Linked DNA regions of Homo sapiens: region 2 is linked to region 1. A link is an interaction called in ENCODE POLR2A ChIA-PET data of the cell type or tissue named here. Cell type or tissue: Panc1. All regions are shown on one strand. Each heading gives the region's core, and the rest is flanking DNA. Links, peaks and the distances in the headings are about the cores only. Region 1 overlaps SPON1 (spondin 1). Region 2 overlaps RRAS2 (RAS related 2).

Region 1 (5,382 bases), core at 220-5,219:
AATAAAGTTTTCAAAGCCAGTTACACTCCTCCAAGTACATATTATCTGCGGCTGTTTTCTCACTACCACAGCTGAGTTGAATATTAGCAACAGACACAATATGGTTCACAAAGCCTAAAATATTTAGCATCTGGCCCTTTACTAAAAAAGTTTTCCAATGCCGGGTCTATTAGAAAGAGTTTGGGATTCAGGCCAACCTGGCTCAGCCGTTTCCTAGCTGGGATGGCCTCTCTGAAACTTGGCTTCTTCATCTTAGCACAATCCTACCATGGACATGGAAGAATTTTAAAATATAGTTCTAGAAATTTCTCAGCACAGTATGTGGCATGAACACAATTCCATAAATATAAATAGTAGTTATGCTTGTTAAATTCCTATCAAGGACTTTGCTCTGATCCATATAACAAATGGCTTTTGTGGGTTTTCCCAATTTTATTTCTTACTCTCTACCTCTGTATGTTTTCTTGCAGTCACCCAACAAACCCACCATTCCCCAGGAGAAAATCCGGCCCCTGACCAGCCTGGACCATCCTCAGAGTCCTTTCTATGACCCAGAGGGTGGGTCCATCACTCAAGTAGCCAGAGTTGTCATCGAGAGAATCGCACGGAAGGTACTGGGTTAGAACCCACTCTGGCATCGACCTTTCCCGGTAGGAGTGCCAGGGAGATTGTACACCCTTCTGCTCTAGAATCATAGAGTCACTGGCAGAAAGCACCTCAGGATATGGAATTCCTGGGCCTCCCCAGGTTTCTAACATGCAAATTATTTCATAAGATGAAAATAAGCAGGCCAGGCACTGTAGCCCATGCCTGTAATCCCAGCCCTTTGGGAGTCCAAGGTGGGCAGATCACCCGAGGTCAGGAATTCAAGACCAGCCTGGCCAACATGGTGAAACCCCATCTCTACTAAAAATACAAAAATTGGCTGGGCATGGTGGCAGGGACCTGTAATTCCAGCTACTCGGGAGGCTAAGGCAGGAGAATTGCTTGAACCCTGGAGGTGGAGGTTACAGTGAGCCAAGATTGCGCCATTGCGCTCCAGTCTGGGTGACAAGAGCAAAACTCCATCTCAAAAAGAAAAAAGAAAAAAAAAGAAAATGAGCAAAATTAACTCAGCAGTGAGGCCCAGTGCTCAAATGAACAATTTGATCCAGGCAAATTGCTTTCATTGTGAGTTCTGCAATTGATTACTAATATCTGCCATGGGCCAGGAACTGGGGAGTGGTGGTACCCAAGTTATGTATTTATCATCCCTGGTTAGCCATTCCTGCTTTCTTGGCATTTCTTTCTCAGGCAGATTGTAAATGTTGGTCCAGAACTTTGCCATGGCATACGATTTGTATACAGAATGGCGATTAGATTTTAGTCCTCTTTCACCTTCCCCCTACACATTCCCTTCTTTCTCTCATGTGAGCCCTCCAAGTAAAATTCCTTTTTCAGGGTGAACAATGCAATATTGTACCTGACAATGTCGATGATATTGTAGCTGACCTGGCTCCAGAAGAGAAAGATGAAGGTACGTTGTTTTCTTTTGTTGCAGGTGGCAACATAAATTGACATAACCCTTTGAGAAAGCAATTTGCTAACCTGTTTTAAGAACCATAAACCATGTGCTTTGACTTGGTAATCATATCTCTGAGGATTTCTCCTCAAGAAATAATCAAAAACAAGGCCAAGGTTAGGCCCAAAGCATAAGGGAATTGGTGAAGATATGACATCAGAATATATACTCAACAACATCAGGCCTTTAAAACAATCATGTAAATCTCATTTTAATGGGCTTCGCAGGATTCAGACCACTCTCTGCTTCGATTCTCAGGCCAGCCTATGAGGCAGGTGTGGATACATTCACTTTCCTAGCAAGCAAAGAAAGGCCCAGATCCTACAATCAGGAGGGAGCGACAGAGTCATGGTTCAAGCTCAAGTTTTCTTATGGGATCTGGAGCCAGACAACCTGGACTCTCAGTAGACATGTGATCTTGGGCAAGAAGCTAACCTTTCTGTCTCAGTTTCCTCAACAGTCAAATGGGGATAATAAAAGAACTTGCTTCATACAGTTGTCAGAATTAAATGGGATAAAACATGTAAGGCTCTTAGAATGGTGCTGGTACATGATGAGTACTCAATGAATAGCAGCTGCTCTTATTCTTACCATGACAACTGTGTATGGGATCATTGGGAAGATGAAGCCATGGCATGTAAATAAGCCTTGAGCTTTTCAAAATTACCTACAATGAGCCTGCATGTGTCTGGAAACAATGCCAAGATGAGGGACTGAAAATGAGAAGACGTTCATGTGTTGAGAGGAAGGGATAATAAGAATCATTCTGCTTATTTAGATTAGATATTTATTAGCAAGATGTTAAACTATTATCTTTAAAGGGAAGTGGATGGCTGCTTCCATCCCAGGAGCACCCAGGCTCACTGAAGTCAGTCTGGCAGCATGGCTTTTCTTGTCCCCAGATAAGCTGGTATGGGGAGAGGGCCAGTGGCAGCTCCCATAGGTTCCCAGGGAAAACATGTCAAACACTCTTTCCAGATGACACCCCTGAAACCTGCATCTACTCCAACTGGTCCCCATGGTCCGCCTGCAGCTCCTCCACCTGTGACAAAGGCAAGAGGATGCGACAGCGCATGCTGAAAGCACAGCTGGACCTCAGCGTCCCCTGCCCTGACACCCAGGACTTCCAGCCCTGCATGGGCCCTGGCTGCAGTGACGAAGGTGAGGAGACAACCCAGACCAGCCAGGGGCTGGCAGGAGTTCAGGAAGGGAGGGTCTGCCTAGCAGTCAGACAGTGTCCCTGGTGAGGGCACAAGGACCCTGACAGTAGATGTCAGTGGGGTCCACCTTGGGCAAACTCCTATCTGCAACAGTGTCTTGAGGGCTCTGAACACAGAATCTCTCTTATATCAAAGGAATTCTTGAGATTGACCACCCCCTCCTTCTTTTACTGAAGAGCTAACAAACATAGATACAACTTATGACAAGTTACAGATAACACATAGCCTGCTTCTGGGCCTTAACTCCAATCTCTTCTTAAGGAGCCTGTTAACAGTCAGCCCAGATTGAATCTAGATCCATTGCCCTAATTCTGTCATTTACAGCCCCTCATCTGTGTTCCACCTCAGCGTGAGTCAGAGCACTCTCACTTCTTTGTGTCAGGACCTTTGGGCTGATTGCAGAAATTCTCAGTCTATTTGCAACAGTGCAAAGGTCAGCCTTTAAGTATAATCTTGCAACACCTATATCATGATGGCTCAAGCTTCAAGATTGCACTAAGCTGATTGCTGTGCAAAGGTCAGCTATCTGCTTCCCAAGCCATGACCCCTTTCTCTGCCTGATAGATCTACGCTATTCTGCCCTGATCTTATAGGATGCCATAAGGCAATGGGAAGGCACTGTATAGGCTGGACTGGTGTATGGCAGGGAAAAAAACCACTTCCAAGCCGAGGATAAAGAAAGCAAGCTTATCCCATGCAGGTCATTAATTCCTTGGCTCTGCCTAGAGGGAGGCTCTTAAACACCTCTCCCAGTGTTGCACTTTCACGATGGTTTATTGCTAGCTCATTTTGCCCACAATAAGCACTTTGGAGGGGAGTAAACCCTCCCCGTAGACTAAGTCATTCCTACAAACAGGCGGGAGGAAAGCTGGGACTGGCCTGTCAACATTGAAGCCTCTTTCTTGGGGCTGGGACTGGGGAGCTAAGCTGAGGAGCTGAGGTCCTTAACCTCCCCTTCCACAGGGAAGGATTGTTCCTCATACAAATGGATTATGATTTATCTTAAATTATATGTAGATTAAATTATATCTTATCTTAGATATATGCGTGTACATTTTTTAAACACCATCCTTTCCATACAAGCATCTTTCGAATGTATTTTCATGAGATAAAGAGTAATTCTGAGTGTCCCATGCACCTGGAAAAGAGGCATTTCCTCTTAGAGAACTTTGCCAGTTTAAGGATTTAGACCTCTTAGGTGTGCAGACAACCTCAACTGCCTGACTCCTCTTGATTCCCGCTGGCGGGAAGTTCCCACCGCGCAGCCTGGCAGGCGCCCCTGCCACCGTGCACTGCTGCAGCGTTCACTCGGTGTGTTGCAGACGGCTCCACCTGCACCATGTCCGAGTGGATCACCTGGTCGCCCTGCAGCATCTCCTGCGGCATGGGCATGAGGTCCCGGGAGAGGTATGTGAAGCAGTTCCCGGAGGACGGCTCCGTGTGCACGCTGCCCACTGAGGAAACGGAGAAGTGCACGGTCAACGAGGAGTGCTGTGAGTGGGGGCCCCGGGCGGGCAGGCGGGCAAGTAGGTCGGGGAGGCAGCAGGTGCGACTCCAATGCCGCTGGCCTCCCCAGCTCCCAGCAGCTGCCTGATGACCGAGTGGGGCGAGTGGGACGAGTGCAGCGCCACCTGCGGCATGGGCATGAAGAAGCGGCACCGCATGATCAAGATGAACCCCGCAGATGGCTCCATGTGCAAAGCCGAGACATCACAGGCAGAGAAGTGCATGATGCCAGAGTGCCGTGAGTGAGAGCGGGGGTGGACTTGGAGGAGGCCACTGGGGACAGGCGTGGAGGGCCATGGCATCCACTATTACCACCATAAAGGTCGGAGGCTGAGCAGAGGAAAGCATGGCCCATGGTCCTTGCTGGGCACTGCTGGGAGCCAGATGAGAGACATAGGTGTGTAGACATCAACCAGACCCAGAGAGAGTAACCTCCACTGGGGGACATTCTAAGCAATGCTGGGGTGGCAAACTGGTGGCCTCTGGATAGAGAATTCACCTGCAGCTGTGTTTTATAGGAGTGTCTTTCTTGCAGTGGTGGGGAGGAGGGCCAATACATTTAGGCGGGACATACATTACCCAGGTCCAGCCCACTCCTCCCACTCCTGTTGTACATTGGACTTGGCTGATCCCATAAAGCATGACCTCCCCTGCTCTGTGCACAAATGCATATGGGCCTGCCCACACATTAGTATGCAGATGTATACAGGCACACAAGTATATACACATTCTAGGGAATTCAGGACAATGTCCAAAAATGCATCCCTGAGCCTCTCCTTTAGTGCCTGATTCTTAGTGAGTGTGGGATGTTTCTGTCTCTAGGAAGACCCTGCTAAGATCCTCAGTGGCCTTTCTAGTGGGGACTTATGTAGTCATATTGCTACCCTCATGTCATAACCATCGGGGGGGGTCAGCAGGGAGATGAAAGAGAGTGAAAAGAAGAGCAGTAGGCTGCTGAGCCACTTCTTGCTCCATAGATTTCACTCTTATTTGAACCCATGGGCCAATTCCACTTTATTCCAGGGGCCAAAGCAGGGGACTCGGTGTGGAACACTGTGGGGTCAGGGAGATCAACGAAAACAAAAGGAACCTGTT
Region 2 (5,382 bases), core at 125-5,124, 93 kb after region 1:
TAATTGCCAAAAGGCAACTTACTAATTCCACCTTTTCCTTTATGTTCATTCATTAGTCAGAATTCTACATTAAGGACTTCTAGATCATTTATTTATCATAGATCCTTACTCTATTTATGGGTAATAAACAAGTACTGCCTTATTTATTTCAATGATTAAATTGCCCTATAGTCAGTCAATGGGAGTTTTGCCAGGCTGGCTCCTGTGTCTCTTTCAAATATCCCCATCATTTTACCTTTTTGAGCACTCCCTTATGAGACTACAAGATGCTCCAAGCATATTTTGTATTTTTTCCTTCCCCTATTCTGGAATCCTCCATTTCTCTAAGGTTCCTTCCAGTAGAGAATAGTATTAATGGTATTTAGAAACCAAGATCTAGTGCTAGGTGATCTCATTGCTAAAGGGGTATCACTGCTTCCTGGCCATCTTAGCAGACAGAAGTGGAAAAAGATGTACAGATGTACGCATGTGTATCCATAATGAGATCTATTTCTATATCTACATACTTCTTTTTTTGTTTCTTGTTTTTGAGATAGAGTCTCGCTCTGTTGCCCAGGCTGGAGTGCAGTGGCGCGATCTCGGCTCACTGCAAGCTCCGCCTCCCAGGTTCACGCCATTCTCCTGCCTCAGCCTCCCAAGTAGCTGGGACTATAGGCACCCGCGACCACGCCCGGCTAATTTTTTGTATTCATTTTTTATTTTTATTATTTTTTTTAGAGACAGAGTCTTGCTCTGTCACCCAAGCTGGACTGCAGTGGCGCGACTTGGCTCACTGCAACCTCCACCTCCCAGGTTCACACCATTCTCCTGCCTCAGCCTTCTGAGTAGCTAGGACTATAGGCACCCGCCACCACACCCGGCTAATTTTTTTTTTTTTTTTGTATTTTTAGTAAAGAGGGGGGTTTCACTGTGTTAGCCAGGATGGTCTCGATCTGCTGACCTCGTGATACACCCGCCTCAGCCTCCCAAAGTGCTGGGATTACAGGTGTCAGCCACCACACCCGGCCTATATCTACATACTTCTAAAACTATGAATTTATGCCACTATCTGCAATTCCAATCAAACATCAGAGTTCATTTTAACCTTCACATTTTTCACCTTTGTAACTCCCTTCTCCAACAGTGAGAAACTGGCTCCCATTTTCCACAATATATTTACTTATTTGCTTATAACAGTATAGACAATTGCTTCAAAATTGCAAACCCATGCCTTTATGACAACAACAAAAACCAAAAATTCTAGTTAACTCTATTAACTAGAGTTCAATGTTTCTTTCAATCTTTTTGTCTTTATCCTGAGGACAGAGTTCAAATACTAGGATCAAAAGTTACCTAAATTAGTTGTTTTTCACTCCTTCAGTGTAGTTAAGTTACTCATTTGAAATACGGTTCAGTTCATTTGTTTCTATTTGTACTCCCTGTTAAGGTGTTTTTATTTGTCATCAGTTGATTTGGTTGGTGTGTTTGCTGCTTATATACTCAGTATGTGAAACATTAACATGGTTTCAAAAGTCAGAAAGGTATCCTCAGAAGGGTCCCTGCCCCCATTCCCTCTATCCTTTCCACCATATACCTTTTTACCCATCCTCTAGGAAATCAATCTTATCAACCTCCAATTTATCTTTGTGTTTTGTTTTTGCCCCAATGAACAAATACATACGTATTTTCTTATTTCTCCTTCTTTCTTACACAAAAGGTAGTATACACACAGTAGTAGATACTTTTGCACTTTTTTTTCACTGACTGTAAGTTTGGTTTGTGCGATTCCTCCAAATCTCATATTGAAATCTGATCCCCAAAGTTGGAGGTGGGGCTTAATGGGAGGTGTTTGGGTCATGGGGATGAATCCCTCATGAATAGATTAATGCCCTCCCTGGGACTGGGGTGTGAGTGAGCTCTTACTTATTAGTTCCACCACAGCAGGTTGTTAAAAAGAGCCTGGCGCCTCCCCCACTGGCTTGCTTCCTCTCACCATGTGATCTCTGCACATGCCACTCCCCTTCATCTTCTGTCATGAATGGAAGCTTCCTTACACCCTCACCAGAAGCAGATGCTAGTACTGTGCTTCTTGTACAGCCTGCAAAAACTCTAAGCCAACAAAACCTCTTTTCTTTATAAATTACCCAGCCTCAGGTATTCCTTTAGGGCAGGGGTGTCCAATCTTTCGATTTCCCTGAGCCACACTGGAAGAACTGTCTTGGGCCACACATAAAATACGCTAAACTAACGATAGCTGACGAGGTTAAAAAAAAAATTGCAAAAAAAAAATCTCATGTTTTAAGAAATTTTATGAATTTGTCTTGGGCCACATTCAAAGGTGTCCTGAGCCGCATGCCACTCGCAGGCTGAGTGTTGGACAAGCTTGTTTGAAAGCAAGACAAACCAAGACAAGTGAACAACATATCCAAGAAAGCACTCCATATCAGTTAATCATGCCCTCAGTCTTTTTCACAGGTGCATAATGCTCCATTGGATATTCCTACCACGTAGACTGCTTGTTAATTTTTGTAATTAAGAAATGCTGCAACCTTGTACATGTGTATTTTCATACTGTGGGAAGTGCATCTTCTGGGTAAATTCTGAGATTTGGGACTGCTGAGTCAAAAGGCATGTATGTGGTCAAATAAACACATCTTATGTTGCCTAATAACACATAATTTCTGTATTATTTCTGCCCCCCAAAAAATGCATAACCTGAATCTAATCATGAAGAAACATCAGCCAAACCCAAACTGAGGGGACTCTATAAGTAACTAATTTGTACTCTTTAAAAATATCAATGTCATAAAACACAGAGACTAAAGAACTGTTCCAAAGTAAGACATGGAAATAATGAATTGGATAATCTGAGATTTTCTTTTGCTATAAAAGGCGTAACTGGAACAACTGGCAAATTTCAAACAAATTCTACACATCAGGTAATAGTATAATAACAAATCAATGTTAATTTCTGAGTTAGGTTAGTATATTTTATTCATGAAAGCAAATGCAGCCAGGCACAGTGGCTCACACCTGTAATCCTAGCATTTTGGGAGGCCAAGGCAGGTGGATCACATAAGGTCAGGAGTTCAAGAATAGCCTGGCCAACACGGTGAAACTCCGTCTCTACTAAAAATACAAAAATTAGTAGCCGGGCATGGTGGCAAGCGCCTGTAATCCCAGCTACTCGGGAGGCTGAGGCAGGAGAATGGCTTGAGCCCGGGAGGTGGAGGTTGCAGTGAGCCAAGATCGCACCACTGAACTCCAGCCTGGGCAACAAAAGTGAAACTCCATCTCAAAAAAAAAAAAAAATTAGCCAGGTGTGGTGGTGGGCGCCTGTAATCTCAGCTACTCGGGAGGCTGAGGCAGGAGAATGCCTTGAACCCAGGAGGCGGAGGTTGCAATGAGCCGAGATTGTGCCACTGCACTCCAGCCTGGGTGACAGAGTGAGACTCCGTCTCAAAAAAAAAAAAAAAAAAGAAGACAGCAAATGCCCTGGTTTTTCGGAAATACACAAAGAGATATTTAAGGATAAGGGTGGCATCATGTCTTCAACTTACATTCAAATGATTTTAAAAACCATATATTGCAGGGAATAAGCAAATATAGTAAAATGTTACCATTTGGGAAATCTGGTTAAAGTCAAAAAAGAAAGCAACATCGGATGTCTTTTTAACACTTATATTCTTATTTCTACTGCTGAATTTTACTTACATGGATAAAGAGCTTTCTCCCAGAAAAAAGAATCATTGTATAAGGTGACAGTAAGTTAAAGACGGCAATATTAAACTGTTAGTATATACCGACAATAAACTGACTGCATTTTTAATTAAACTATAAGTTAAAGCTGTTCAGTGCTATGCAACAAATAATCACATGGCCTTTATAAAACACTAAAAATAAAATATAATTTATAAGACATCAAGGAGCTCAGTCCAATTATTCTCAAGTACAATTTAAGACAATTTATATTTCTTTGCATCTTTGAAACACATTTTTCTTTGCAAAAGAAATAAATCTAAGGCCTACCAACTACAAGTTTAAGTTTCAATCTCAAACAGACTCAGCAGCTCTGCCCAAAGTAATTCAAGATCAAGGCCTTTCAACAAAATTCATGACTATTAACTCCATACTGTCTACACGCAAAGTGAAAATCCTTTACTCATTATCACTTTTCATTAAGGAAGGCACGGTGGAATTAATATCCTAAAGACCATTTTCCCCAACCAGAAAAAAAGGCGTGTCAAGTGGCATCACAAAATCTGTTTCAATTTTAAAGACCAACTTTAATTTGAAAAAGAAACTTTTAAAATATATATATATAGAGAGAGAGAGAGAGAGAGAGAGGGAGAGAGAGAGAGAGAGACATTTTTTTTTTTTGAGATATAGTCTTGCTGTGTTGCCCAGGCTGGAGTGCAGTGGCATGATCTCCGCCCACTACAACCCTCCGACTCCCAGGTTCAAGCAGTTCTCCTGCCTCAGCTCCTGAGTAGTAGCTGGGATTGCAGGCGCCCGCCACCACACCCAGCTAATTTTTGTATTTTTAGTAGAGACAGGGTTTCACCATGTTGGCCACGCTGGTCTCAAACTCCTGACTTCAAGTGATCCGCCCGCCTCAGCCTCTCAAAGTGCTGGGATTACAGGCATGAGCCACCGTGCCCAGCTAAAATTTTTTTTAATAGCTTTAAGAAAGTCTCTTCCCACTCTACTCCCCCAATTTAAAGTTATCAATTTATTTTCCTAACTGAATGGAGCAGACTATTTTTATTCAAAGCTTAGGAAAGACCATGATATTTCAGCAATCAGATGAATTAAAATCCCATCCCGGTAAGCAGTAGCCTGTTATCTACCAAGGGAAAGCAGTATTCTTGACCTACTCAACAAAAGTGCTCCCACTCGGCCAGGCATGGTGCAGGCCCAGGCGGGTGGATCACCTGAGGTCAGGAGTTCATGACCACCCTGGCCAACATGGTGAAACTCCACCTCTACTAAAAATACAAAATTAGCTGAGTGTTGTGGCACATGCCTGTCTATAATCCCAGCTACTTGGGAGGCTGAGGCTGGAGAATCGCTTGAACCTAGGATGTGGAGGCTGCAGATAGCCAAGATCACGCCATTGCACCACTGCACTCTAGCCTGAACAAGAGCGAAACTTCGTCTCAAAAAAAAAAAAAAAGTGTCCCCACTCAATTCCTACAACTTCCTTATCCCAAAACAGGGGTACGCATGCACACAAACACACACACACAGAGACAGACACAAAGAGAAAGAGAATGAACAAAACAAGAATAAGACGTAAGTTAAGAAACTGCAGGTTAAAATTTCCTTCTTCTCCAAAGGCAGTCATCCTCTATAAGAAAATGTTCTTCCTTGGGTGTACAGAAATTTTATCTAGGAATTGCC

Evidence for each region. ChIA-PET counts read pairs that join two places held together with the same protein. Peaks named below come from ENCODE experiments on the same cell type or tissue, not always from the same donor. Only the 100,000 strongest peaks of a DNase experiment are listed, where the experiment ranks them.
Region 2: POLR2A ChIA-PET joins it to region 1 with 6 read pairs; 3 of 35 experiments call an interaction of 5 or more read pairs at or near these places.

What each region holds. Positions count from the first base shown.
Region 1 is chr11:14,255,177-14,260,558 of GRCh38, forward strand. It overlaps SPON1 (spondin 1), which reads left to right. Exons shown (of 16, transcript NM_006108.4): 9 at 471-611; 10 at 1,441-1,516; 11 at 2,540-2,722; 12 at 4,104-4,274; 13 at 4,358-4,525. Among named protein-coding and RNA genes, the nearest start is that of RRAS2, 100 kb to the right of the region's middle. RefSeq lists enhancers at 3,716-4,240, 4,241-4,764. In Panc1, for the core only: no CTCF peak of the experiment used is centred there; a DNase peak (open chromatin) is centred at 3,305.
Region 2 is chr11:14,348,455-14,353,836 of GRCh38, forward strand. All of the region lies in intron 1 of RRAS2 (RAS related 2), which reads right to left. Among named protein-coding and RNA genes, the nearest start is that of RRAS2, 8.0 kb to the right of the region's middle. RefSeq lists enhancers at 3,862-4,748, 4,749-5,382. In Panc1, for the core only: no CTCF peak of the experiment used is centred there; no DNase peak of the experiment used is centred there.